2 separate regions of the Homo sapiens genome follow, and region 2 is linked to region 1. Evidence: chromatin contacts called from ENCODE Hi-C data. All regions are on one chromosome and are shown on one strand. The core of a region is the stretch at or near the end of the contact, and the rest is flanking DNA. Distances in the headings are between cores, read along the strand shown. Region 1 has its middle 110 kb from the start of CRIM1-DT. Region 2 overlaps HEATR5B (HEAT repeat containing 5B).

Region 1 (3,559 bases), core at 500-2,999:
TGTTAATGAAATTTTTTATGTTTCATATGATTATTTGTGGGATTAGCTTGTATAATATAATTACTAGTTCACATTTCCTTTAAAGTCTCTCATGATTTTTTTTTCAGATGGAGAATTATATTTGGAGTATGGCAGATTTTAGAAAAATTTGTAAAGAAGGAATTATCAGTTTCTGCTTACTGTAGATACCCATGCCCTCCTAAATTTGGAGAGATCCTCACTCCATTTTGGAAGCATTCCCTTCTGAAATTGTCATGTATTGACTCTTCACTATCTCTCCCGGTAGACGTGGTAAGCTGCTTGAAGACTACATCCTATTTGTCTTTGCGTTAGCAGCAATGATCACAGAGTGTAGGACATAATAGGTACACAATAATGGTTTAATGCATGAATAAATAGTTATCAGGAGCCCCTGCACCAGTCTTACAATCCCAGCCCTGGTATTTCATATATTGGTGTAAAATCCTAGTTACCCAAATGCTTCTGAAATTGCTTGTTTCTTCCTAACCCATGATAAGATCACTCAGTTCTTTACTGATAGATGACTTCCCAATTTCCATTAGGATTTTCTCTGAAATGCATCTTGCTTGCTGGGGCACTGCTAACTTCCCAGGCCTTGCAGGCCTATTATCCAGAGACTAAACCTTGCTCCCACAGAGACCTCCATCACTAGCCTGAACTCTCTGGGGTTAAATAACCCTTCAGATTATGTTCCAGGGTTATTAGCGATACGAGAGTCTAAGCAAGTACTCTTCATTTATTTTCCTCCAATCCTGCCTACATTTATCTAACAAATTGAAAATATTATTCTTTCCTTTTGCTTATTGTACCTCTGGAAAATCTGCCAGGAAGAATTTAATAGACATTAGACTGGGGTTCATCCTTTAACAGCATAATATTTATTTCTTCACCTGAAGGTTAAGAGGGTTTAATCTTCAGAAAGAACTATTAGTTTCTACCTCCTGCAGTACAGTTGGGAAGAGGTTTCAATTCTAATCTGGGAAAGTTAAATGATGGGAATGGGTGCTGGTCATATTTCTTTAAGGATGGGCTAAGGGACTCGTACCCAGAAAAAAAAGTCTCATAAAAGTAGGTTAGAGTTCCAAGTGTTCTAGCTCTTTCAACATATGTCATGCTGCTGCCTGGGCACATATTCTTCTGATATCAAAACTGATAGTAATGTCAAAGATACAATGTGTTTTTGTGGAGGAGAACAGTGAGTGAAGTTTGGGTAACAGGTGTAGGGATTCAAGTCAGAGGAATAAGAGAATGCCACTTATGCCTCTTAAGCTGTAGCCCAAGCTTAGTAATAATCTCCTTTGAGTGTGTGTGTGTGTGTGTGTGTGTGTGTGTGTGTGTGTATCCATAATTTGAACAGTCCCAGGGTGTGCTGTGGCTTTATTGGGGAACCAGAAATGCCGAGCCCTTTTCTTGAGGTTAAGAGCTGCTGCAGAGCTGTTGGCCTCAGATAATGTTCTGATCTGGGAGACAGAGAGGACCTTCTGCTTTCACACCCAGGATCTCATTTAGAGAGTAATGTTCAGTTTCACCCCAACAATGTGCTCATTGCTGCGATTTCCAGCACTATTAATATTAAGGAACTTGTGTTTGGGGGTGGGGTTGGGGAGGGAGGAAAATAATTGGCAGGCTGAATATGCTGATCTTTTCACACACTCCTCTTTTGCTTCCTCTCTGCGGCTGCAGTTGGGTTTGCTTGCTGTCTCCACCGAGCTGACGTGTGATGTCTGCAGCGCGAGTCAAAGCCACCTCGCAAAGGCAGCCGTGTTCCCTGCCTTGACATCTCATCCCTCGTCCTTACTCAGATCTCGTCAGCCTACACGGTCTGCTCCTCCAACAGCTAATAGCGAAATGACTGCGGGGAAGGCAATGACAGCAATCGCTGTTCAGCATTTATTTTACCTTTGATTTTTTGCTGCACATAAAATTCCAGGCCTGAGCTGCGGGGCAGACATAGAGGAGAGTGCGGGGGCTTGGAAGAAGGTGGGACTCTGAAATCTGCCCCTCCTCCCCCTTCAGTACAACGTAATGTGAGCTGAGTGGTCTCTGGCAATGATTTAATGCCTCCTTTGGACATTTGCCGGTTAACATAGCAAGATTGACAGTGTGCATCGTGAGTTGTATGTAGCTACCAAGGCTCAGAGGCTGTATATTTCCCTATCCTGCATGTCATTCCTGAGACCTTTTATAAATTCAGAGGCAGGACAGCAAGCTAGGCTCCTACCATCATCTGTGTTCTTGCTTCTTTATTGTTCTCAGTACCAAATGATATTCCACAGCACCTGCTCATACTGCTTAGTGCCATATAAGGAGAACCAGGTAGGAACACATGCTGCCCTGCCCTCCAGGAGCTTGCAGTTTAAGGCAAATACCCAGACAGAGACAAATGTTATTTCTGAATCTTTTTCCTCTCTGTTACTTGGCAAACAGCTAGTGATATGGTTTGGCTCTGTGTCCCCACCCAAATCTCGTCTTGACTTGTAGCTCCCATAATTCCCTTGTGTTATGGGAGGGACTTGGTGGGAGATGATTGAATCATGGGGGCAGTTTCCCCCATACTGTTCTCATGGTAGTGAATAAGTCTCACGAGATCTGATGGTTTTATAAGGGGTTTCCCTTTTCTCTTTGCTCTCATTCTGTCTTGTCTGCTGCCATGTAAGATGTGCCTTTTGCTTTCCACTATGATTGTGAGGCCTCCCCAGCCACATGGAACTATGAGTCCATGAAACCTCCTCTTCTTCATAAATTACCCAGTGTCAGGTATGTATGTATTAGCAATGTGAAGATGGACTAATACAGCTAGCCATAGTGGACATATTACACAAACTTCATACTCAAGAGCTTCATCCCAGTCCTGTCTTGGTCATTTAATAGCTTTGTGACTTTGGGCAACTCATTTAACTCTTTCGAGTCCCAACTTCCTTATCTGTAAAGCTGTACAACAATGAAGCCTATGTCCTGGTGTTGCTGCGAGATTAGACATAGTGTTTAAAAACCAAGCTGGCCTACAGGAAGAGTTTAATTTCTGGTAGTTGACATTTTGGAGAGTGAATCTAATGATAAGTGCATGGGCATCGTCACATTTCCCGTGATGTGTATGGATGGATTTGGAGCTCTGAATAAGTACAAAGGAATTGTTTTTGAAACGTGTCACTTCACATTGCCAGTTCTCTCTTCCTCCTCATCTGTATTTTTTCCTGTTATTGAACCAATTCATGGAGCTAGCATGGAATTTCTATTAACTTACTCCACATAGATATGACGCTATCTGGATAGGTTAGCCTGAACATAATTTCTCAATTAACTAAATTCTGCTTCTAAGCGATTTACAGCATAGTGGTCTTTTCATTCATTCCCTTCAACTTGGGGTAGTAATGGATGCAGTTATTGCATTGAGCACTCACGGAGAGTGGTCTACATGGATACCATTTTTCTTTTAACAAATAATTTGCCTTTAAATATAATGTTCTATGGTGCGGTTATGTATGTAATAATTTGTTGATAATTTTTTATTCATATATACTAGGATCATCCATTATAA
Region 2 (3,491 bases), core at 969-3,468, 760 kb before region 1:
CAAGATCGCACCATTGCACTCCAGCCTGGGCGACAGAACGAGACTTGGTCTCAAAAAAAAAAAAAAAAAAAAAAAAGTAATGTTTTTAATTGATTTGATTGCTTTACAGGTGGAGCATTTTATACCCCTGAAACTATTGATACAGCTAGACTTCACTATCGGAATTCCTGGGCCCCAATTCTCCATGCGGTGGCACTTTGGTTAAATAGCACAGGATTTACGTGCTCAGAGTCTACAGAAGCAGCAGCAATATCTGGTTTACAAAAACGTTCTACATCTGTCAATTTAAACCAGGCATCAGGAGCAGTGGGTAGTGCTAAATCTTTGCCAGAAATTAACAAAGACAGAATGCATCTGATTTTAGGTAGGTCTGTCATATTAATATATTTCAAGATTATCACTTCTGAAAATTCATATCTTTCATTTTAAAGCTATGGAAAGATTTTGTACAGTATAGCACAGTTCAGAGAAGGAAAAGTGAAAGGATTTTTCACCTCACCTTATAAATTGTTAATTGAATTTTTAACCTAGAAATTAAATTATTAAAAACTACTGAAACTACTTAACTGTCATGCTCATTCACACAGCAATATCGAACAATTTTCAGTAAAAAAACGTAATATGTTTTTTATTCAACAACAGGTTTTCTTTTTACTTGGCACTTAACCAATTATCCCATTAAGAAAAAAATGTTTAAGAAGATTTCAGTGAATCCTAATGTAAAATTGCTTTATAAATGCTTTTTTGTTTCTTGTTTTTTTGTTTTTTGTTTGAGACAGAGTTTCACTCTTGTTGCCCAGGCTGGAGTGCAGTGGCGCAATCTCGGTTCACCGCAACCTCCGCCTCCTGGGTTCAAGCGATTCTCCTGCCTCAGCCTCCCAAGTAGCTGGGATTATGGGCATGCGCCACCACGCCCGGGTAATTTTGTATTTTTAGTAGAGGTGGGGTTTCTCCATGTTGGTCAGGCTGGTCTCGAACTCCTGACCTCAGGTGATCCACCCACCTCGGCTGGGTGCTGAGATTACAGGTATGAGCCACTGCACCCAGCTATAGATGCTTTTTTAACATTTAAGAATTTATACATGGTAATGAAGCTTTTAGTGATCTTATGTTTTCTGGGAGTGAAAAGGAACACAATAAGGTGTAATTATCGGATTCATCAGTAGATCTGGTAAGTGAAAATGTGAAAAACTTCCAAAACAATGACTTTACCCCTATGTAAATTAAAAGCAGTTGTTTACTATGATACCCATTGTGCCTCTATAACTTGCCATTTAAAAACTTTGTATGCATGAAAAATTATTTGGCTACCATTTAATGAAAAACAATTTTATAATGTTTGTAAATTTATTTTCTTAATGTATTATTTTAAAAGTCCTAGAAATAAAAACTTAATATCTTCATAATCAACCTGATGGCATGGGAATTCCTTCTTTCACACATAGCTAATTTGAATATTAACCTAATTGCAAAACTACAACCTTATGTTGAGTTTGGCTGTTTAACTTGGAAACCATTTTGAAGTCTACTTTAAGGTATTAATAAATACATGTTAAGGTAATCTGTAAAAACATAAATAGAGAAGAAATATGGGATCAAACAACATAAAGTGTTTTATAAGTGAAAAAACATGTTTTTATTTTGTGCATTTCAGGTGTGAGTATACAGTTTCTTTGTTCCCCTAGACCTGAGGAGCCCATTGAACATGTTACAGCATGCCTGCAGGCCTTACATACCTTGCTAGACTCCCCTTATGCTCGAGTCCATATTGCAGAAGATCAGGTACAGTGTATTGCTATGATAGATACTTGTGTGGTTTTTTTTTGAGTATTGCTTTACAATGGAAAAAAGGATGGATTTTTTTTCTGTATTGGATCCTATTTTAACATGATATGAATACACTGACTCCCTGTATTTATTCACCCAGTTACTTTTACTCTGTGCCTGGTCTGCCTCAAACGTGGTTTGAGGTTATAGATAGTGAAAGCAGTTTCACTGTGCCTGAATTAGGAGATAGGTACAGTGTGGTAAGTGCTATTTTAGTGCATGTAAAGCTGCAATTAGAATAGAGAGGAGGAGCCCGATGTTGTGATAGGAAAGCAAAGGATGGTTTCTCAGAGTGGGCAATGGTTGAATCAAATCTTCAAGAGGAATTAGTGAGGCAACACATGCGGGACGGGTTTTCCTCTCAGAAAGAATAGCAAATACGAACACTAGGAGGCATGAGAGAACACGGCAAGTTCAAGGGCATAGCCATTTACTATGGCCGATATGAATGGAACATGAGGTTGTTAGATGAGGCTGGACAACAAGGTGAAGACCAAATCATGAAGGTTTCTTGATGACATGTAAAAGAGTTTGAACCCTATCCTGAAAGTGATAGGGAATCATTAAAAATGTTTAAGTAGAGGAATGATGTAACTAACTTTATATTTCAGAAGGATCATTCTGTCAGCCCGTAGAGGTAGGTTGGTTTGTAAGAGATGGGAAGGGAGACAGGGAGGCCAGTTCTGAGGCTTTTTTCATAATTCCAGAGAAATGATAACACTAGCCTAGGAAGGCTGAATAAAGGAAGAAGAAAGAGGACCAAGATTGGAAGCTTGAGGATAAATAGCATTTAAAAATTGAGAAGAAGGAAATAAATCAACAGTGGAAACTGCTAGAGAAGTTTCAGGAGAACCAAAAGAGAACAGAGTTATCAAAGACAAGGGAGGAGTTTCAAGAAGGGTAGACAGAGTCTCAAAAGAAAGAATCGAGTAAATAAGCACAGAAATGAGTCTAGAGGAGGCTATTGGTGACCTCCCGCAGAGGATTGTTTGAGGTGACCAGTAGCCAGATAGTAGAAGATTGAGGAGTGAATAAGAGAGTAAAGGAAGTGGAAGCATCTAGGCTGGGAAAGGAAGGAGCCAGATACATAGAGGAGGACATAGGGTAGATAAAAGGATCTGGAGGCTTTGGGAATAGTGCAGGGGGGACATGTGATAAGAAAGACTTGAGCATTGTCATTATACTGACAAGAGTAGCCTAACTAGAGAGAGAAGTTGAAAACATACGAGATATGATCAGAGTCCTTGAAGAATCCCTAGGAAGTCAAATAGGTTAGGATAGGAGCACATAAGGAAAGATTAACCTCAGATTAAGCCTCACATAAGAGGCTGAACACATGATCTTAAGGAAAGAGGTAAAGGTGGCTTTGGTTGCAGTTAAGTCTTTTCCCCCTCTTTGAAATTTCATTTAGGTTCATTGGATGGATTTGGTATGGAAGATTGTGAGTAAGAAGCTTAAAGTGGGTGGCAAAAGTTTGTAGTAGTTGCTGAAGTGAATAGAAGAGGAACTCACCAGAGATTTCTACAATCTGTGGTAGGCAGAGGTTGTAGAAATTCTTGGATATTCAGCTCAGGTTAGAAATTATAAATTTTAGCAGCACTGGACTCTACAATACTATTTAGCTCAATTATTTCCTTCCAATAGGAGAATGATCATCTCTGAAT

What was found. A loop is a pair of places that touch in the nucleus more often than their neighbours do. Pooled maps may share reads with other maps.
Region 2: a loop to region 1 is called in a pooled map, with 6 times the contacts of the local background. The contact joins two enhancer-like sites. A Hi-C loop is called at or near these places in 2 of 37 single-sample maps with no recorded cell type and 3 of 50 pooled maps.

What each region holds. Positions count from the first base shown.
Region 1 is chr2:36,238,826-36,242,384 of GRCh38, reverse strand. No RefSeq gene overlaps it. Among named protein-coding and RNA genes, the nearest start is that of CRIM1-DT, 110 kb to the left of the region's middle. Within about 2 kb of position 1,749, at least 3 of the 41 ENCODE cell types and tissues checked have a DNase peak (open chromatin) inside an H3K27ac peak, as active enhancers do.
Region 2 is chr2:37,003,923-37,007,413 of GRCh38, reverse strand. It overlaps HEATR5B (HEAT repeat containing 5B), which reads left to right. Exons shown (of 36, transcript NM_019024.3): 29 at 110-364; 30 at 1,655-1,782. Among named protein-coding and RNA genes, the nearest start is that of STRN, 39 kb to the right of the region's middle. Within about 2 kb of position 2,218, at least 2 of the 41 ENCODE cell types and tissues checked have a DNase peak (open chromatin) inside an H3K27ac peak, as active enhancers do.